2 separate regions of the Homo sapiens genome follow, and region 2 is linked to region 1. A link is a loop called in an ENCODE intact Hi-C map of the cell type or tissue named here. Cell type or tissue: body of pancreas. All regions are shown on one strand. Each heading gives the region's core, and the rest is flanking DNA. Links, peaks and the distances in the headings are about the cores only. Region 1 overlaps MXI1 (MAX interactor 1, dimerization protein). Region 2 holds the start of MIR4680 (microRNA 4680).

Region 1 (11,389 bases), core at 1,130-9,129:
GACTGTAAACTGGTTGGTAGATGCAGAATACTTCATAGGTGGTGCTTTGTACTTCCTGTTATGTCAGTATTGTGTGTAGTTGTTGTTGCACTTTTAATATTAATCAATAGGTTCAGGTAAGGTCATTTTAATACATTTATATAAATGTATAGCCTTTAACTTAACAGTTTTAGCAATTATTGCCCTTATTTCATTGGGTGTCATAAAATAGTGATTTTCTAATTGTGTCATTCCTCTTGTATTTATAAACTGTTTTTCTCCTATAAACATTTTCTCATCAACTTTTCGGTTATCCTGAAATAAAGTTCATACAGGGAAGGTGGGATAAATGCTTGGTCTTGGTTTTTGCTTTATCAGTTTTCCAAACAGAGTTGGTAACCTAGCAGCTTCCAGAAGTAACAAGTTTTGGTTTTACTATTTTTTGATTATATCATGAACTCATGTTTTGCTGTACTGAATGTGTTCCAATCCATTGCAGTCATCCTTTTAAATTCTTTTGAATGCTCAAACTGTCCCAGATTTGCTGAGTAGGAGCCTTTTAAATAGTTTTTTCATCCTTTTTAACGCAACCTTTTTAACACAACCCTAGGAGTTCTTGTTTTTCTGTTTTGTTATTTTTCTATGTAAAAGTTTATTTTTGTGTGGCAGTTTTCAAGAAAAGTCTACCAGAGGCAGTAGCAAGAACCTGAAGTACATGCTACATTTATCAGTAACAGTGAAATATAGCAGAAATAACCCTGACCTTGGTGTCCCAGTCTTTCCTCTATTGCTAACTAGCGGAAACCTCTTCTTAGGTCTTTAGGTTTTAGCTGTCCTTCCTGTTACCTCCTCCTTGTACCCACCCCAACTACCTCCAAATTTCAGAGAGGAGGGTGTATTTTCATCACTATAGCTCTCATTTTTTTTTAGTGTTCCCAGTGTACCTTACTTTAGCGGTACCTTACCAAGTACCATCCTTATCCTGAGCTGGCAACCTCCTTTTTGTAGTGTTATGGGGGCTTTTAGTTAACATCTGTGGTACACTTGGCTAAAGCAGTTTCTCATTTTACTTTGTTTTTTTGGGTTTTTAAAAAATTTTTTTAAACATATTTTTAAATTTTATTAAAATAGAGATGGGCCTTGTTGCCCAAGTGGTCTCAAACTCCTGGGCTCAAGCAATCCTCCTGCCTTGGCTTCCCAAAGTGCTGGGATTATAGGTGTGAGCCACTGTGTTGGCCATCATTTTACTTTATTTTGACTGAGTTCAGCATGCTCTTTTGGATAGTGTGCCTTGTTATTATCTTCTAGTTGTAGGTTGGATGAGTGTTCAGTGGTGCTGGGAAACAATGGCTTCTGAAGCAATTCGGATATAGAGCCAATATATGAATTCACAGATTATTTGGACAGCTGCCTACATTTTAAAAACATCTCTAGAATCTCTAAAACTTTTGAAGCAACAAGCCCTTTTGAAAAGTATATTCCTGGAAATAGCTTCACCCTGTCCTTTTGGCCTCACAAGAATCCACTTTTTTTTTTTTTTTGAGAGAGAGTGTCTCGCTCTGTCGCCTAGGCTGGAGTGCAGTGGCGTGATCTTGGCTCACTGCAACCTCTGCCTCCTAAGTTCAAGTGTTTCTGCTGCGTCAGCCTCCCAAGTAGCTGGGACTATAGGCGCGTGCCACCATGCCCAGCTAATTTTTCTATTTTTAGCCTAGACACGGGGTTTCACCATATTGGTCAGGCTGGTCTTGAACTCCTGACCTCGTGATCCACCTGCCTCAGCCTCCCAAAGTGCTTGGCCGCACCCGGCTGAATCCACTTTTTTTTTTTTTTTAAAGCAGTTGTGATTAGTGTGAACCCTTAAAAAGTCAGTGCCAAATGTGAAACATCAGGCTTTGAATTTAAGTAAGGTAACTGAAAAATCCTGGGTTTCACTCTAGCTCTGATGGGAGAAAACAACTTTTTAACTCCTTTTTGTTTTTAACATGTGTATTGATTTATGTATATTATTGATGATTGAATATCTAGTATTTAACAATTAAGATTTTTTTTTTTATTTTTAAGAGACAGGGTCTCACTCTGTCACACAGGCTGAAGTGCAGTGGTGAGACCTTGGCACACTGCAGCCTCAACCTCCTGGGCTCAAGAGTGATCCTCCCACCTTGGCCTCCCGAGTAGCTGGGACTACTGGATCACCCACTATACCCAGCTAATTTTTGTGTTGTTGTGTTTTTTTTGGTAGAAATGAGGTCTCACTTTGTTACCCAGGCTTGTCTCAAACTCCTGCACTCAAGTGATCTTCCTGCCTTAGCCTCCCAAAGTGCTGGGATTACGGACGTGAGCCACTGCGTCCAGCAACATTATCTATTGATAGCTGAGTCAAATATGTATTTGTGGTGTTTTTTTTTTTTAATGTTTGGCTTTTAAGTCTGTATACTACCACCAAAATGGATCTCACTATAATCTGAAGACTTTTAAGTCTCAGGCCCTTATTTCAAGCTATATTTGATGCAAGAAAATTAAATCTAAGACATATACCTCAAACTCTACTTTATAATGACTTGTTTGACTGACTAGTTGAAGATCTTTATGATGAATCCTAGAAGTCTGTTGAACTATCTGTAGAATGGCACCACCAAAGGCTTGGATGGGTAAATTTTCTAGTTTGCCTATATTAAGTTTATGCTCCTGCCCACCCTTTAAGGCAACCCTGATTAATAAACAGAACTGAGAATTAGTTTGTGGTTTAATGCAAAACAGATGTTTTTAAACCACTTGGGGGTTGGGACCTTTTAATATTAAGCACTAATTCCCAAATACGCCAAGTGCTTTAGGGAGGTCCAGACGGACTGGCGTCAAAGGATTTAGGAAATTTGCTGCCTAAATTAAGACCACCACTGTATATCAGACATTCCCCTTGGCAAAAAATATTCCTGTCTCTTCACCTTGTTCCTCTGTTCTCCAGACATCACTGATAATAAGCTTGTTGTGTAACATTTCTTATACCTCTTTTCCTCATGCTGTTAGTTTTTGAAGGTGCGCTATACTCGATAATTAATGTTCTTCTTTTTTTTTTTTCCTTTGGCAGAGGAGATTGAAGTGGATGTTGAAAGCACAGAGTTCTCCCATGGAGAAGTGGACAATATAAGTACCACCAGCATCAGTGACATTGATGACCACAGCAGCCTGCCGAGTATTGGGAGTGACGAGGGTTACTCCAGTGCCAGTGTCAAACTTTCATTCACTTCATAGAACCCAGCATGACATAACAGTGCAGGGCAAAATATTCACTGGGCCAATTCAATACAAACAATCTCTTAAATTGGGTTCATGATGCAGTCTCCTCTTTAAAACAAAACAAAACAAAACAAAACTATACTTGAACAAAAGGGTCAGAGGACCTGTATTTAAGCAAATACTTAGCAAAAAGTGGGGCAGAGCCTCCCAAGGAGAACAAATATTCAGAATATTCATATTGGAAAAATCACAATTTTTAATGGCAGCAGAAAACTTGTGTGAAATTTTCTTGATTTGAGTTGATTGAGAAGAGGACATTGGAGATGCCATCCTCTTTCTCTTTTCTAGTTTGCTCATACTACATTGAGTAGACACATTTAAGGATGGGGTTATGAACCCTTCCTGAGCTTTATGGTCCTAAAAGCAAAATAAAAACTATTCGAATGAAAAGACAAGAAAATCAGGTATTAATCTTGGATAGCTAATAATGAGCTATTAAAACTCAGCCTGGGACAGTTTATCATGAAGCCTGTGGATGATCAATCCTTTATTATTATTTTTTTTTTTTGAAAAAAGCTCATTTCATGCTCTGCAAAAGGAGAGACTCCCATGAAGCCTTTTGAAAGGGATCATCATGCAGCTCAACTTTCTGTTGGATTCCATGCTAAGCAAGCTAACCTTATCCTGCATTGTTAGCACTAGGCACCCAGCTGCCACCTCTCCATCCTGCTGCCCTTAGGCCACATGGGAGCAGTCCATGCATGACAGCCTCTATCCTACAAGGCCTATGAGTATGGATTGGGGGGGCCAAAAGGAAAAAGCTCCATGTGCCTCTTTGTCTGCGTGGGTCAGAAGAGTTGTGCACGCAGATTAGCAGGCCAAGGTCTGAGCCACAGCAGCATTTTTATTTCAGATTTTGATAACTGTTTATATGTGTTGAAAACCAAAATGACATCTTTTTAAAGCTTATCCATAAAAAAAAATAGATGTCTTTTATAGTGGAAAAACACATGGGGAAAAAAATCATCTATTTTGATGCAGCATTTGATAATGATAAAACACCTCACACCTCACTCTTTATAGTGCACAAAATGAATGAGGTCTGGGCTAGGTAGAAAAAGGGTCAATGCTATTTTTGTTTTTAGAATCATTACCTTTTACCAGCTTTTAACCATCTGATATCTATAGTAGACACACTATCATAGTTAACATAGTAAGTTCAGCACTTGTCTCATTTTAATGTAAAGATTTGCTTCCATTTTCCTACAGGCAGTCTCTCTCTTCCTCACAGTCCCACTGTGCAGGTGCTATTGTTACTCTTACGAATATTTTCAGTAATGTTATTTTCTTCTAAGTGAAATTTCTAGCCTGCACTTTGATGTCATGTGTTCCCTTTGTCTTTCAAACTCCAAGGTTCCCTTGTGGCCCTCTCCCTTACCCTGGGAAGGCCTCTTGGAGACCTTACCCCTGGCTGTTTGGACTTTGTATACTTTAAATAATTTAACTACCCTTAATTACTTAAAAAAAAAAAAAAGCTTTATGATTTTCATAACTTATTGCTGATTTTAATGGATTGTTAATTTCAGTCCTGTAGTTTTATTTTATGTTTAGATAGGGCTGGGCAAGGAAAAAGAAAATAAAGACAACCATATTTAGCAGTGCAGTTGAGTTGTGTGTTAATGTTAGACTATCCCTTTGTGAGTGACACTTTAACAGCATTCACTGCTTCTATATATAGTGTACCATCTTGGTCATACATTACGCCTCAACATATACTTGTGCTCTTCCTTTGCCTCCAGAAGAAGTTTTTCCTTGATTGTGCTATGTTTCAGTGGAAGAAATTCTTTGAAGTAGATGTGAGTGAAAAACTGCATGCCTTTAGAAGCCCAGTATCAGAACTTGCTACGTTTCAGGTGCTAGGGACTTAATGAAAAACAGGACAAAACAATTCCTTTTTGTGGCCCAGGTAAATTATTTCTGGTTTCACTTATAATTACTAATGGCTGAGTCAAGATGTTGTCTCTGTGTTTGCTTACTCTTGATCAAGTGTGAGACAGTTTGAAGACTGTGCTACCATACAAAGTGAATGAAGCCAGTGACTAAGCTTCTGTTTGTTTTGTTATTCTCATGGCCTTCGCTTGCATTATTTGGGCCTTCATTCAGATGAACTTGAGGTGCCATTTTGTTGCATATGTACAGGATTATGGGCTGGAAAGCATTTGTTATAAACCTATAGTGCACATTTTAACTGCCCCCTAAATTACCCTTCCCTGGGTTTGTTTTCCTTGGGGTGGTGTAGATTGTATGAGTAAGAAGTATTAATTTTTTAAAAGACAAATCAACTTTGAAGACACAAAAGTTAATTGGAAGAAATAAAAACTGTGAACGAAGAATACCTTTCTTTTTGTACCATCCTTCTTTATGAAGGCAAAAACATGAATGGGTATCCACACCTTAAGAGGTAACTATCTCCTAAATGTCTGTTGATACCAAATCAGTATCAATGCCAAATCAAATGGCAGTTTGAATTATAATTGCCATTCCTGTTCTGCAATTTAAACAGGAGCCTGACTGGTAACTCCATATAACCTAACTGCATGTGGTTTAATGTGCCACATTAATAATAATATTAACTGCCTCAGGTAGGACACAAAGCCATTCTCATGATCTGTTCTCTAAATAACTTTTGGGAGCATCCTTTAGCTACACTATTATTCAAATTGCAAACAAGTCTGGAAGTTCCACTAATCTTATTTAGGGTACCCTATTTATAGAACACCTGAGTGACATTTATATTAAAAGGTACAGGTAGGCCAGGTGCAATGGCTCACACCTGTAATCCCAGCACTTTGGAAGGCAGAGGTGCGCAGATCACTTGAGGTCAGGAGTTTGAAACCACCCTGGCCAACATGATGAAATTCCGTTATCCACTAAAAAAAAAAATACGAAAAATTAGCTGGGCGTGGTGGCATGCACCTGTAGTCCCAGCTACTCAGGAGGCTGAGGCAGGAGAATCTTGAACCTGGGAGGCGGAGGCTGCAGTGAGCTGAGATCGAGCCACTGCACTCCAGCCTGGGCAGCAGAGCGAGACTCCGTCTCAAAAAGGTACAGGTAAAACCTACTGTAGCGCGTTATGACTAGAGGATTCTGAAGTCACTGCAACTCAAGTTTCTGGTTAGAATAGGTATGAGAACTCCTACAGAAATGCCTTTCTAATCTCCCTGACAATGACTGCTTTTAGCATTATGAAGGAATTTTAAGAGGCAGTGAGGATTATTGAGGCAAAGTTGCTGACCAAAATCAGGTTCCCAACAGTTAACCCAGAACAGTAAAGTGTGGGAAAAGCAAGTGTTTTAATTACACTGTAATCCCAGTTCCAACATTGCTGACCCTAGTTAAGTTGCTTGATTTCTTCATGGAGCCCTTTTCTTCCTGAAAAGCTATTATAAGTACTACCTCTATCTTGAAGGGTTGTAAGGATTTAAGCTGATATATATAAACTACCACCCCACTCCCTGACTGCCATCTAGGAAGATGTAGCACTAAGGAAATTAAAAGGGGTGTATTTCTCTAGTTTCTCTGATGAATGCAACCTTTTAATGCATCCTTAATCCTGAATTTTAGTTACTTTGACTCCAGATCTTACAGAAAAAGACTGTTCCTAAATATTGGTTCACTTAAAATTCCATGGTAGGTAATACTTTAACATAAAGTAGTTATTTTTTATTTCCTATAGAATTTCTTTCTGTCACCCAGGCTGTAGTGCAGTGGTGTGACCTCGGCTCACTGCAACCTCCACCTTTTGGGTTCAAGCAATTCTCCTGCCTCAGCCTCCTGAGTGGCTGGGACTATGGCATGTGCCACCACACCCGGCTAATTTTTGTATTTGTTAGTAGAGAGGGCATTTCACCATGTTGGTCAGGCTGGTCTCGAACTCCTGGCCTTATGTGATCCGCCCACCTTGGCCTCCCGAAGTGCTGAGATTACAGGTGTGAGCCACTGCACCCAGCCTCCTATAGAATTTCTTAAATGAAGGCTTTATAAGATTAATGCAGCATCAGTTTTAGTGATTAGTTGGTCTTTCTAGAAAAAAGAAAAAGGACTAATCTCAAGTTGAACATATTATACACTGATAATAATGTGCCCTAGGTCAGTATTTAGTGCTGACTTTGCCAAGAAAAGACAATCAGCAGCTATCTCCTTTCCTATGTATCAGAACTAATAGGAAACTGGTTTTCTTGTGGAATATGTCAGATTGTTTTAAATAGGCAGCGTAGTTCAAAATAAATGTACTGGCTGAAAACTTCACTTCCTGTTGTTTTACCTTTCTATACAGTCATAAATTAGAGAAAATGGCTTTAAATGAAGTTCTTTTAAGATACTGCCAACTAACTTACTGTAGTTTTGGAATTTTTTCCATATCCTCAAGCTCATAGCTCTTTGCCATGGGGAATGCTTTAAAAATCTTTATTGGTAGGGTAATAATTGAGATACTTATTTCAGATGCTCACACCAGGGCACAGAATAGCACTGTAAAAATATAACAAAACCTATAAAAGTACCTCTAAAATTATAAGAAGAATATACATTTAAGATCAGTCGTTTCTAAATTAGTAGCTTCATCACACTTAGAAAGCTAGGTCAACTAAACCTGAGGGGCGATTTTGGAGGGAAAAACTCCAGGCAAAAGAATTAAAGGGATACTTACTCCTTCCTGCTACTTCTGAACAATGAACATTTGGACAGTTACCATCTATTAAAGTGATTACTAGCCTAGCTTCAGATCTCAGGCTTCAACTCTAGTTTCCCAGGATATGGAGTCAAGTGTTTCCTCCAAGCCTGAATTCTTTGTTTCTCTGGTCAGAAATTCACTGCATCTTGCTAAAGTAAGTACAGGGCTTGAAAGGGGAAAAAACAAAAGCACATCAGTTTTACCAAGAAAGGTAAATCCTGAGCCAGCAAACAACAACCATAACTTTCAGCCCCAAGTTGAGAAAGTAGCTCTTCAAACAAAATGCCAACCTTCTCTCCTAATGATTATCACCATGGCTCTTTCAGCCGTATTCTTAAAAAAGACTAAGTGGAGAAACAAATTACAGTTTAAATAATTCCAGTGACTATACTGGTTTTGTTTTAAATGAACTGGTAAGGTGTGTGGTGGAACTAAGTTTCCAGTTTTTGTTGCCTGGGAACTGAAAGATTAATTAAATATCCAAAACTTCGTATTTTTAGCTAGTTCAGCTGTCAACTACTACAAACCCCTATTATTCTCAGTTCTGCTTTACCCCAATCAAGGCCACAAAAGAACCACCTTTATATACATAAGTTAAAAGGCAGAAAAGGCAATTAAAACACCTCACAGAAATCTAACACTATTTTGTTTTATTTTACTCTTTTGGCTAGGCCAAAACGAATTATTAAAATGTTCCATCTATAAAATTGATTTCTGAACCTCTTAAGATGTTTCTTAAGAACATAACTATACACATACATAGGCCTTTTAAAAGATGATTGGATAAAGGGCGCCAATTACTTGGGTTTTTCTGTTTGTTTAAAATACAGTATTACCTGTTATTTTGCCTGCTATGCTCCTCCTCTCTACTGCAGTAAAAATTCAGTTTAACTTGCAACTCAAAAATCCTAGATACAAAGAATGTTTACATTTACTGTTGAACTTGTAAATTGCCATTTATACTAATTGATTGCTTCGTAGTACCATACAGATACTTAATTCAGCTGATATTTATTGAATCAAGATTTAAAAAAATATAAAACCTCATTGGTTTTAATAGATTTTCTTCCTTTATATTTCAGTTACTACCCAAGTTAAAGCAAAAAGCTAAATCAAAGCTTTAAATTTTTTTTGGTTGAATTTACAACTGGTAGTTTTTTATCTTATAAAAATTGTAATTATAAAATTACAATCTACAGACACATGAGTCACACAACTACAGTTTTCCTTTATGTTAACCTGATGGTCTCCTTTGCTATTTTTAAGGCAGACATTTGGCATTAGAATTGCATACTGGAAACAGACACACACCCTTCATTGTGACAACAAGCAATTTTTTAAAAAAAATGTGTTGCTACAGTAACTGATGCATCTTGTTTTGGTTTGACGCCTAGTCTTCATGATTAGGCTAAAAGGTAATTTTTCTTCATTTCCAAAGTCAAACTTTTATAGTTAACAGTTCTCAGACGGGGATGCACATCAGGATCACCTGCGGTGTTCGTCAAACAACATACCTTGGCCTGGATAAGTCTAAGGTTGGTCCCAGGCCCACAAATTCCTCTTTAATTTTAAACAAGCATTAGGGGTGACTTTTATTATAACCTTCACCCCCTTCCCATTAAGAAACATGCCCTAGTATACAAATTAGTTCAAACCTTTAACTAGGAATACTAAATATACCCTACAGCCTTGGTAATTTGATAACACTTCAATAATACAGTTATAATTGGATGCCTCAAATCATAAACAATGGGTATTGTTATCCATTGTAATGTGGATTGCTATTCAAGTTAAGGAAAAAATATCAGATAATTCACCACTGCCACTCTGCAGAGTAATAGCAGACGCTTCTATAGTGCTTATGCCGGATACTCTTAAGCTATTTACACATTTGAATTCAATCCTTAAAACTGAAACAGATTTTTCCATTCTACAGCTGAGAAAAATGAATCAGAGGAATACACAGGTAATAAATGGGAATACACAGGTAATAAATGGTAATAAACAAACACTAGTCTGGCTCTAGAGTCCTTGCTGTTTTCCAGTATGCTCTGTGGCCTCCCTACATGTTAATTAAAATAGCACTTGTTACCTGTGATTACCACTAAAACTCAACATTTTATTTTCGGGAGGTTAGGACTGTTCTTTCCTTGAAATGGTAACAACAGTCAAACGTCAAGCTTTGGTAAGTTACATGCAACCATTTCTACTTAGGGGCCCATAACTCAATATTTAACATTTCAGTCTGTCACAGTTTCAAAGCTTCAAGTCTCCTTTCTTAATGGGGAAAACTCTACATTAAATTTTCTAACAAAGCTTTTTAAGGTCAAGGTTTATATTTTGTTTCAGAATATAGAGAGCTTAACCACCTTCAACTGTAAAATACTGTGGGTATCATGCTTCTCATTGAGCATCTTCTCAAATTCAGTATCACACTGTGACAGGTAGTCTCCCCAGGAGTCCTGCCTCTTAGTTCAGAGACACAAACATCATCCTGACACTAGGATTTTCCAAAGGGCCACATCTAGATCTTTGACACAAAGGTTGCTGATTTCATTCTAAAGGTCTATTTTCAAAACATTTTTTTTTAAGGTCACTTTTATTCTTTTTCTCTCTCCTACTGCAAAGTCCTCTGGGAAAACTAAGGCCCCCCAGGGTCAAAAGAGGGACAAGACTGTTAACAGTCCTGCCTACACAAACATCAAGTGAATTACTATTCTAATACCACCAAGGTAATCTCAACAACCATTTTCTGGGGTCACACAATGACACCAAATTTCTTCCCAGTGCTTTTTAATTCAAAGGATTCTCTTGCAATCCATCAAGGCTACTCTTGATTATTGATAAGCTCTTAAGATGTTACAATAACAAAGTATATTTTATTTAGAAGTTTACAGGCTTCAACAAACCCTTTTTCTACTGCAGTTTGTGCCTTTCTGTCCTTTGTGTCCTACCCTGTGGCCACGAATTATATGAAGAAAAAGTGACCCTCCTGGGTTGAGAGGGGTGGGTGTGGAAGGGAGAGATGAAGAATTCTACCTACCACTGTCCTAAGTTTCAATTTATAAAAAAAATTAAAATTCATGAAATAAAAACTTATTTTCCCCTTCCACCAAAAATCTACAAACACCCATTAAAATGAGGACATCCTATAAACACAGGCCTGGTTTGCCCTTTAAGATCCAATTTCTTCTAATGGAAGGAATACTTAAGCATTTACTGAAACCTCTCACACACTCAGTATTCTCTTGCATGAATGCCGTGTGCAAGTACTTGGAGGTTTAATTGCTTTAAGTGCTGACAGCTAAAGACTTTACCCTTTTGTTAACACACCCTGGAGATTTTAAAAACACTTTATTTAATAAAAGTTAAACATACAAAACTGAAATAATACACATCCTAAAAATTACCTTCTTCCATTAATAGGAAGACCCTTTTCTATGC
Region 2 (11,389 bases), core at 1,641-9,640, 610 kb after region 1:
GGTTATGAGAGAATTTACAATGAAATTCCGGACATTAATCTGGATGTCCCACATTCATACTCTGTGCTGGAGCGGTTTGTAGAAGAATGTTTTCAGGCTGGAATAATTTCCAAACAACTCAGAGATCTTTGTCCTTCAAGGTACTTTATTTAAATACTACTTTCTCAATGTAAAATAGTGGATGAGATCTTTGGGAAGGTTAACTGCTAAGTTAGTTTATCGTTCCCTGAAGTCACTGAAGAACGTGACTCTTGTGAGTTCATGGAGAAAGAAGGGCGAAGCTTGTTTTAGCCCCCTTGTAAATCTGTACAGGACTGCCTCATGAAGTCCTAGTTTATTTGAAAGAAACTAATCTTGTGGAGCAGGTCCTTTGTTGTAAGTAGTTTCAGTGTTTAGAGTAGGTATTATCAGTGATAAGATGAGAAAATTGAGGCTTAGGGAGGTATAATGTACTTTTTCTAAGGTCACATGGCTAGTACATGGTAGAAGCCAAGTATGAATTCAGGACTTTTCTGGCTTCAAAGATCTAGGCTCTTACCTGTACTGGATGTGGCTTCCTTGACTTCTTTACAGGTTGGAGAATTAGGGCTAATTGGATGTTCTCACTAGAAAGTGTGTGTGTTGGGGGGTGTGTGGAGGATGTTCTCACTGGAAAGTGTATGTGTGTGGGTGATTTTCCTTGGAGCTATTAATATTTTTGCTACTAGTTGGTAAGTTTTTTTGTTGTTGTTAAAGCTAATAATGAAGCTTATAATGTAATAATATAAATGTTTAGTAATAGCTAAACTTTTTGCTTGTGTGGGTCAGTTTTATATAATCTTAAGTTCTTATAATTTTTTATCTGGAAAATTTCTTAAGCTTTGATATTTTTAAGTGCATTGTAAGAATTAAAAGTCAGAAAAATATTTCCTGGTAGGGGCCTTTGCTTTAGAATTTTAGAAGCCATTAAAAGAGAGGGAAAAGAAAGTGATGAAAGATAGTTTAATAGCTTTACTAGAAATGTTTGGAAATACAGACGTTAGCTTGGTGATGGCAGGATTTATGTATGGATGTGCCAAGTGATATACATCAGTAAAAACTCTGAACTTTGGCCTTCTTATTATTGACTGCTTTTTCATTCCCTACCTTGGTCTCATACAGTCTGAAGCCTTTATGTTCAAGATGATGTAGCTGTTTTCCACTTAGACTTAATATGAAAAGGGGCCAGTACCCTGGCATTGGCTTTTTGAAAGTTTTTCAGCCTCTGTTTGAAAGTCTGATTGTTTCTGTGTGGCTTTATTCTCAAGGGTCACATGAGGCAATAAACTTTCTGTGTATACATACCATACAGCTTTGACTTGGGTCCTTCATCTTTTAGCCTATTTGGGTAAGGTGCACATTTGTGTGTGGTTTTGCATGCTTGTGCCTATTGGCCTGGGGTCAGAGAGTAAGGGCTAATGTTGCCTAAGTTCTATTTCCCACTTACTGCTTTAGGCCACTGGCCAGCTGTTCCTTCTGGGCTATTGCCACTACATGTAGGTAAGAGTGTGGTTACATTATAGAGCAGGGCTTCTTGAGTTTGACAAAGCACGAATCCCAAAATGGGGCATAGGCTGTAATTCTGATTTTTTTCCACATTCAAGTTATGGCTTTTCTACAGTTGATAAAACATTTTTTTTTAAATTGCCAAACATGGATATTTTGATAGGTTGCACAGCTCCAGTTTGCATAATTCTGAATTATGTTAGTGTTTCCTATTTGGCTTACTGTTAAGCTTACAAATAATAATTAGAAATTAATTAGAAATAATTTTAAATTTCTAAATAAAATGTTTTAGTTTGAGTCAACTTTTTTTAATGTGACTCTGTTTGGATAGTGAACTTATTAAAACAAAAACTCAGATTTGATATTGATGTTTTATGCTAAGATATATAGTAGGGAGTCTTTTCCAAAGGAATTAGAGGCATGCTTTTTTTTTTTAATGGAAAACCCTTTAAAAGCTAACACGTAACGAAAAAATACCAAGTTTTTAATTTTTTTATATATTGACTATAGTCAGAATTTGTATCTGTTTTCATGTCTTTTTTTTTCTTCATTACAGGGGCAGAAAGCGTTTTGTAAGCGAAGGAGATGGAGGTCGTCTTAAACCAGAGAGCTACTGAATATAAGAACTCTTGCAGTCTTAGATGTTATAAAAATATATATCTGAATTGTAAGAGTTGTTAGCACAAGTTTTTTTTTTTTTTTTTTTTAAGCACTTGTTTTGGGTACAAGGCATTTCTGACATTTTATAAACCTACATTTAAGGGGAATTTTTAAAGGAAATGTTTTTTCTTTTTTTTTTGTTTTTCGAGGGGGCAAGGAGGGACAGAAAAGTAACCTCTTCTTAAGTGGAATATTCTAATAAGCTACCTTTTGTAAGTGCCATGTTTATTATCTAATCATTCCAAGTTTTGCATTGATGTCTGACTGCCACTCCTTTCTTTCAAGGACAGTGTTTTTTGTAGTAAAATCACTGGTTTATACAAAGCTTTATTTAGGGGGTAAAGTTAAGCTGCTAAAACCCCATGTTGGCTGCTGCTGTTGAGATACTGTGCTTTGGGAGTAAAAAAAGAAAGTTATTTCTTTGTCTTAAAGAATTTTTAAAAAATTAGTCATGAGACTTATTCATCTTTCCAGGGAACATACTGATTGGTCTTAAAAGACTAGACAGTTAAGTAAAAGGTGGCTGGAACATCTATTTTTCTACAAAACTGGAAAAATGAACCTGGTTCTAGAAGAATGTACACCAAAATAAAACATGTGAAGCAGTATTGATTCTTTATTGGGAGTACATTTTTTTAGGTCTCTTAAACTTTAATTTCACACAGTAAATTTTGAATCTCATAAGGAAGCATATTTGAACCTAGTCAATTTAATCTTAGTGTTCCCTTGAAAACTTTTTTTCCCTACAAAATTTTAAGTGAAAAATACAATAGTAAATTAAGATTACACTGGGGAAAAAAATGCAGGTATCACTTTACTCCATTGTTATCTGACCTAGAGCTTAATTAAGTTTTAGAAATATGTAATACCTTCCATCATTCCATCATCCTTAAATTCTGTTACCAAATAATGGCTAATGTTACAAAAAGTTATACTCCAGAGACCCAAAGCTTGACATTTACCTAATGTATGAGAAAATATTACCAATTAACAATAAAGAATGATCATATTTTTAACCTCTTTTACATAGCCTAATAACTCAGCAAGGCCTCAACGTCTGTGCTAATTTAAACTGCCAAATATTGACTGCAGCAAACAAGAATTATATTCAGAATTTATGAGGGTACTGTTAGGAGTATACTGCTTACAGGTTTAGATATAGTCTGTTAGAATTAAAACCAAGTTTAGTGTTCATATTTACCTCATGGGCTTTATCAAGCCCATATTACCTCAGCTTATATATAGTTACCATTTTTAGGTTTTTAATTGTTTGACACTTGGATGATAAATGCAGTCATTTTATTCTCAAGTGCTTAAAATTAATGTAATTAAAAGCTTAGCTGACTACAGAATAGGTGAGGGTTTCTTAAAAATGAGATTTAAGGGCTGGGCACGGTGGCTCATGCCTGTAATCCCAGCACTTTGGGAGGCCGAGGTGGGCGGATCACTTGAGGTTGGGAGTTCATGACCAGCTTGACCAACATGAAGAAACCCTGTCTCTATTAAAAATACAAAAGTAGCCAGGCATGGTGGCGCATGCGTGTAATCCCAGCTACTTGGGAGGCTGAGGCAGGAGAATTGCTTGAACCTGGGAGGCAGAGGTTGCAGTGAGTCGAGATGGTGCCATTGCTCTCGTTTGGGCAACAAGAGTGAAACTCTTGTCTCAAAAAAAAAAAAAAATGAGGTTTAAGACAGTTTTGTCATTACTGGTGGGATCTGGTCACACAAGATAGCATTAAACGTGACATGGCACATAAAATTGGTTAAAAAATTTTGTTTTTTAATTACGTAATGTAAAAGCCCAACAAACACTTTATGCAAGATTGGAATGTATCTTCAAATTCAGATTTAATAAACATGTAAAGATCCTCTGTATATAAAAGTTGTATTTAATCCCTTGTGCCCAAGAATGCTATAAAAGATCCCAAGAATGTTATCTATAAAAGATAGCAATAGGAATGGTGAACAAATAATTTAATTTGCAATTCTAAAAACATGACTTAAACCCCATAAAACTTGGTTCATAGTTTAACTGTTTATGTTCAATACAAACCAGAGTGTTTACATTCACAATACAAATTTCATCAATCTTGGATATTTTTGTATTTCTATGAATACTATCAATTTTATTGATAACACATACTACTTTCAGCACACAGAAGCATATTTTCTAGTTATTGTTAAATAGTAGATAAGGCAGGTTGTTCCCTAAAGTGCTCAGTTATCATTCAGTGGGTTATTTGCCGTTGATCCTTTTCTGCCATTTCTTGTTGGCGAATTGTATTCTGTGCTGCTTGATGCATTTTCTCTAGTTTTTCCAGAGTCAGAGATTTTAAGGGTAAAAGTTTGGGTTTACACAGCACCATTGTCATTATATCTTCCACAAACAGTGGCCCTAAGTTTAACAAGAAATAAGAATTAATTCAAGAAAGATAACCCAGTTGTTTGTAGTTGGATTTGCAGCTAGAATGAAGGTCTAAAAAATTAATCTCTTGTCACTGAAAAACTCTTGTACCTAAATTGAGTTTTGCTCTGGAACCAGAAAGATCATTGTCATTCTATAAGCGCATTTCTTACTAGTAGGGTGCTTCTGAGGAAGACAAGTTTTGAGCGTTCTACCCAAGAATCTATGCTACCATAAGACACAACTTTTTGTGTCAGAAGTTTAATCTTAAAATAAGATTTGGCAGAATATATATATACATAGTGCAAAAAAATATAGCAAAATATGATATTTAACGTAAATATTCAAATGACTGAAGGTTTAAACCTTCGGCTTTTCTTACTGTTGCTTCAGGTTTCTCTTTCTCCACTTTCAGACCTTATTTAACATAGTAAATTCCATTATTTCTTTCACTGAAGTTTCATATTGAGTAGGGCATGGTAGCTCTTACCTGTTATCCCAGCACTTTGGGATGCCAAAGGGGTTGGATTGTTTGTTTGAGCCCAGGGGTTTGAGACCAGCCTAGGCAACACATTGAGATCCCTTCTCTACAAAAATAAGAACAAATTAGCCAGGCATGGTAGCACATGCCTGTAGTACTAGCAAATCAGTAGGCTAGGGCAGGAGCCCAGTAGTTCAAGGCTGCGGTGAGCTACGGTTGTGCCAGCTGTACCCAAGCCTGGGTGGCAGAGTGACAACCTGTCTCTTAAAAAAAATTCATATTGTAATTAGGAATTTTAGGAATTAGCTAATTAATAGGCAATTTTAGGTATAAGAAACAATGTTTCATTTGTTATCCTTTTACTGGATGTCATGAAAAAGCATATAGTAAAAGACAGTAAATGAGATAATACGGAACACAATAGCTGCAGATGTTTAGCTATTAAGCCTGCTATGTGACACTGCCTATGACTTCTTTAGTCCTGTAATAATCAATGACCTCAATATTTGTGATGTACATACCTTGCTTTGGAAGAACTTCCCGGAACATTGACTTCACTTCTGCCATATCTGAGTTGTTGGATATAGTGTTTTTTCCTTCAATGAGAAATCAGTATTATTCAAGAATACATTCCCAAAGCAGACTGCCTGAGACATTTCCATTGTAGTTTAAGAAGTAAAATCCAAATTCCTATAGAAAGTGAACTACCCTAACCTTGTATAATATTGCCATTAATTTCCTGTGACCTTGGGATAGTTTGTATAAGCATTTAGATCTTGTCAACTTCCATTAGTCAGTTGTGGTGTTAACTACAAGGCTAGGTGTTGTAATTTTTTTTCTCTCATAGTGAAAACTTGGTAGAGCTTCAGTTTTTAAGGCAAAGATGATTAATATCATCTGAGGAAAAGGTATTTGTGTGTAGCCAGCGTGGTTCGTTGATAGCATCTCCCCTGAATGGTGGGTGACAAAAAACATGACCACCATTTGATGGGGGTGGTGAGGCAGGTAGTTAGGAAAAGTAGGAACTGGCAGGCTAACATTTCCTAAGATTCCTACTTGTCTCAACGGCCAACAGCTGGTTTCTACTTTGTGTCTAACAAAAAGAATCCTATGGATGACTGACTACACAGCTGCAATTGGTAACGAAGTAATACAATAGGTGAAATTGGCTCTTGCAGAACAGAAATAGAGTTTCAGTTTACTATTTTCCTCTAATACCGAGATTCTATATGCGAAAGGACCAACAATATTTAACTATTTGTTATGAACATCCCAGCATATATGCCATTTTTGCCAGTGACATTTGCTCCAAGTATTACAGTCAAGATTCTGCTATGCTGTGTGTTCAAGGTGTTCTGGACTAAGCTGTAGAATGATCCCTTTCCAAACACAGATGCTTTTCTAGACGGTCCCACCCACTCAGTGATTCACCTTGCTGATGCAACCTTACCATGCATCTTTCACAACATCACCCCCACAGATTTATTATTTATAAAGTGGTGAATCTGGCTTGGTGCCTGCCTTTACCAACCACTGCAAATTAATTATAATCAAGTGAAGCTTCTTCTGGTTTTTGTTATTCCCGCTCCACTACTTTGACATTCCTAATAAAAGCTTCCTACTCTGTATTCAAGTCTCTTCCTCTCTCTTGCTCAGATTCTTACTCTGGAACGTCTAAGTTCCTGAAAACCTCTATCTGCTTTCCAGAACTTTGTCATCAAACTTCACCCCTATACTGCTCTAGCAGGGAGAGATGATGAAATAAGTAATGGACCAGGAATAAAGCAACTCATCACTAAATGGAATGTGAAATAAATACAATACACAATTTCCTTAGACTGCACAGCTTCTCCTACCATATTCTTTTCTTTTTAGGCCTGCCAGTGGTACCTAGTGATCACTGCCTTTTTTTTTTTTTCCAGGTTAGGATGAAGGTTACTAGCATTGCAGACCCCCTGATTAGCCTTGAATTGAACTATCAAAACCACCACCTAGCCTCTCCATTAAATACATCACAGTGAAAATATTCATTATGATCACATTTCTTTATTTGAAGCAAACCTGACATGATACGCCACTGAAAGGGAGGACATTATAGATGTTGATAAATGTGAAGGAAATACATAGGAGCTAAGGATTTTTATATGTATCACCAAAATGCTAAAGTGGTAGATAAACAACTCTTAGCTGTTATATAGTGTAAGCAACTCCAGCTACTCTGAACTGTCACTATCCTTTGTTTTCTCTTAGTCTGATAACTCTTTCACATCCAAAATCTGGCCTGACAAAAACAATGAAACTTGGTGCTCTACCAAACCTCAGTTCTCTGTTTGACTAAGCTGCCATTGTTACTGTAAAGGGTGTGGAGCCAAAGGGATGGTAGGGAGTGGGCTGCACCTAGTGTGGGGGAGATTAGTGCCAGTCACTTGCCTGGATAGAATGTCTGTTTTAATAGGGTTGGTTCTTGTTTCTAGGCCCCCTTAGGCATTGGCAAGAAAGAAACAGGAAGGGAAGGGCTAAAATAAGCAAGGTTGGATGGCCAGCACTGGCTGGGCTACACTTTGTTGATAATCAGCTGCCCTGGGAGTCCAGAGTAGGAAGGAGTACAGTCATGTGTTTCTTAATGATGGGATATGTTCTGAGAAATGCATCATTAGGTGGTTCTGTCATGGTGCAAACATCCTAAGAGTGTACTAACACAAACCTAGATGGTATAGCCTCTTACACAAACCTAGATGGTATAGCCTAATATAAACCTAGGCTATATGGTAGAGTGTACTGGGCCTAGGCTATAAACTTGTACATGTTACTGTACTGAATACAGTAGACAACTGTAACACAATGGTATTTGTGTATCTTAACATAGACAAAGTAAAGTGTTCTGCCACAATATCATGAGCATTACAACGGGGTATGACATCATTAAGCAATAGGAATTTTTCAGCTTCATTATAATCTTATAGAACCACTGTTGTATATGCAGCCTACTGCTGATCACGTTGGTATACAGACAGTATTTCCTTCTCCCACACGGCCTGCTAATAGCCAGACATGGGTGATTTGCTTAGAGTAATGCACTGTAAGCAGTTGTGGCTACTTTTAAGAGAACTTTCTTGTCAGGTGAGATGTATTTAAACCAGGGACAGATGGGCCAAGGGAGAAACATAACAGCTATGGCTGAAATTCATGTGTATTCTACAATTGCCATGGCCATTTAATTCAATAAATATGTGAGTTTTTTTATCATCTGCCAAGCATTGTTCATAATTAACAGGACAAAAACCCAAACTTTTGCCTTTTTGGAGCCTACAGTCTAGAATAAGGAGAGAAACAACAGCATGCCAGAAGGTGGTAAGAACTATAGAAAATAACGTAAAGGGGATTAAGGAATGCTGAGGGGGGTGGTATTTCAGTTTTAAGAAGAAAATCATGATGACCTCATTAAGAAGGTGACATTTAAGCAAAGACTGCTTTTGTGTGTATGAGTGCATGTGTAATGTCTTTTTAAACTGCAAAAAAGTTAAAAGTCTGATAGTATCCACAGGTAGGGACGGTATAGGGAAATTAGCACTGTTGTTAAGCTTTTTTAGAGGAATATTTTGCAGTACTGTATCTACTAAAACTAAATATGCACAATTTTGACTCATAGTAATTGGTTCTAAAGAACACAAATGTGTAAAAATAAGAGTGTTCATTAAAGCATTGTGTTGAATAGCAAAATGTTCAGCAATAGATGAAGCTGACTAAATGTTCACCAGCAGATCAAAGGTTAAATAAATCATGGAACATCCATAGAACGGAATACTATGCCAAATTAAAAAATGATGCAGATTGTCAAGGCATACCTTAAGAGAAAACATTAAATTACAGAAAATGAAATTATTCTTACATTAATAGAACCAAACTTATAATGCTCACAGAATACAGTGTCAATTCATCATTTTTTGAAGGCCTTGGTTTAGGTAAATGGAGAAGAATCTGCTGTTTCCTTTTCTTACACAGATTCTAAAGTTTGTAATTTCTCCCAGAGATAATAGTTTTGATGAACAGTGCATTCCAAAATCATGACAAGGTACGCAAACCTGTTGTAGCTATTTGAGCTGGATGTCTAAAATTAATGCTGAAAAACTTGAAGGAAAACCAAATCTTTGTCATGAAATATTTTACTCTGTTTTAGGAGTGAGAGTTAAAACGCAGGTCTAGGATGGATTATTGCCTTCAAATCAATCACATACATTTGGCAAGTTAAAAATCCCTGGTGTGGGGGCTGGGCGCGGTGGCTCACACCTGTAATCCCAGCACTTTGGGAGGCCAGGCGGACGGATCACAAAGTCAGGAGATCGAGATCATCCTGGCTAACATGGTGAAACCCCGTCTGTATTAAAAATACAAAAAATTAGCAGGGCGTAGTGGTGGGCGCCTGTAGTCCCAGCTACTCCGGAGGCTGAGGCAGGAGAATGGCGTGAACCTGGGAGGCGGAGCTTGCAGTGAGCCGAGATCGTGCCACTGCACTCCAGCCTGGGCGACAGACCGAGACTCCGTCCTCCCCCCACCCCTCCAAAAAAAAAAATCCCTGGTGTGATTTAGTTGGATAACCAAATTAAATAATGGGTGTGAGACCAGACTAGATCACTGAAGTGTCCTTCTGAACTTGGAGAATGTATTATTAGTGGTCCTCAAATTTTCTACTTGCATACTCCCAAAGAGATTTTGGAAAACTAGGTATCACTTCATACACTGATGTTTAAATTTCTTATCATAAATTTAAATTATAAAGGATATAATTTCCAGCATATTTAAAAATAACTGTTACCTCAGTCTTTTAAAAACATATCCAATATAATCTAAACATAACAGCAATTTGATAGCTACCATCATCCATTAATAAAAAGAAGATCATTTTTAAGTTAGAAGTTTTATATCATCTTTTTTTCTTCCTGGACCTCTATTTCCAACCCACTTTATTCTAGTGTAACGTATTTTCATGCCTTTTTTTTTTTTTTTGAGACGGAGTCTTGCTCTGTCGCCCAGGCTGGAGAGCAGTGGCGCGATCTTGGCTCACTGCAAGCTCCGCCTCCCGGGTTCATGCCATTCTCCTGCCTCAGCCTCCCGAGTAGCTGGGACTACAGGCGCCCGCCACCAAGCCCGGCTAATTTGTTTTGTGTATTTCTAGTAGGGATGGGGTTTCACTGTGTTAGCCAGGATGGTCTTGATCTCCTGACCTCGTGATCCGCCCACCTCGGCCTCCCAAAGTGCTGGGATTACAGAGGTGAGCCACCGTGCCTGGCCTCATGCCTGGTATTTTAATGATCATCCTATCATACTTCTTTGCTACAAAAATGTTTATAAATTTAAACTTTAAAATATTTTGGATTCAGTTATTACAACTGGCACAAAATTGGTCAAAATGAATTACACATTGATAAAGCAATTGTTGAACATAAAAGTTATTGGCCATATATCTGTTAATAAGAAGACAGCTTTATTTTCTCAATTAGTTCACGTATATACATGGCTGAAATTTACTTATTGCTACAATTCTATTCTTCTTCCTTTTTTTTGAGATGGAGTCTTGCTCTGTTGCCCAGGCTGGGGTGCAGTGGCACGATCTCGGCTCACTGCAACCTCCGCCACCTGGATTCAAGCAATTCTCCTGCCTGAGACTCCCGAGTAGCTGGGATTACAGGCGCATGCCACCATGCCCGGCTAATTTTTGTATTTTCAGTAGAGACAGGGTTTCACCATGTTGGCCAGGCTGGTCTCGAACTTCTGACCTCAAGTGATCCGCCCCCGTTGGCCTCCCAAAGTGCTGGGATTACAGGCGTGAGCCACTGTGCCCAGCCCTATTCTTCATTTTTGTAGATGTAAACACTGAGATGAAAATGGGAAAATTTTTTTCAATCTTTGAACTTACGTTATATGCTAACAATCACGTAGTGACCTATCATCAAGAAATAATTTTAAATGACCAGCAGACTACTCAATTAGGTATTCCTTCAGTATTGTTGAAAGCTGAGAACAGTCTCTTGACTTGCAGAAGCACTACTTACTTAATAATTAGCGAAGCCCTTAGTCTTTCTTGAGTTACCAGTGTTTCCTTGTCTCTGTGTGTAGCTCCTAAGAGATGTTTATTTTCTGGAGCATTTTTGTCATAGTAAGATTCTACCAGGCTAGAGAGATGCCTTTCCTTCATACATCCTTAGAAAAATAATTGGGGGACTGGTGCGGTGGCTCGCATCTGGAATCCCAGCACTTTGGAAGGCCAAAGTGGGAGGATCGCTTGAGCCCAGTTCAAGACCAGCCTAGACAACAAAGCAAGA

The links. A loop is a pair of places that touch in the nucleus more often than their neighbours do. Peaks named below come from ENCODE experiments on the same cell type or tissue, not always from the same donor. Only the 100,000 strongest peaks of a DNase experiment are listed, where the experiment ranks them.
Region 2: a loop joins it to region 1, with 11 times the contacts of the local background. A loop is called at or near these places in 1 of 110 quality-filtered maps.

The regions. Positions count from the first base shown.
Region 1 is chr10:110,281,760-110,293,148 of GRCh38, forward strand. It overlaps MXI1 (MAX interactor 1, dimerization protein), which reads left to right. Exons shown (of 6, transcript NM_130439.3): 6 at 3,065-5,606. The coding sequence ends at 3,228. It overlaps SMNDC1 (survival motor neuron domain containing 1), which reads right to left. Exons shown (of 6, transcript NM_005871.4): 6 at 8,971-11,389. Among named protein-coding and RNA genes, the nearest start is that of SMNDC1, 17 kb to the right of the region's middle. RefSeq lists an enhancer at 3,626-4,127. In body of pancreas, for the core only: no CTCF peak of the experiment used is centred there; no DNase peak of the experiment used is centred there.
Region 2 is chr10:110,895,948-110,907,336 of GRCh38, forward strand. PDCD4 (programmed cell death 4) reads left to right here. Exons shown (of 12, transcript NM_014456.5): 11 at 1-140; 12 at 2,081-4,059. The coding sequence ends at 2,141. It overlaps BBIP1 (BBSome interacting protein 1), which reads right to left. Exons shown (of 4, transcript NM_001195305.3): 3 at 5,591-5,665; 4 at 2,783-4,579. The coding sequence ends at 4,413. It overlaps MIR4680 (microRNA 4680), which reads left to right and starts at 2,143; the gene lies at 2,143-2,208. RefSeq lists an enhancer at 7,729-7,808. In body of pancreas, for the core only: no CTCF peak of the experiment used is centred there; a DNase peak (open chromatin) is centred at 5,274; H3K27ac peaks cover 7,075 bases.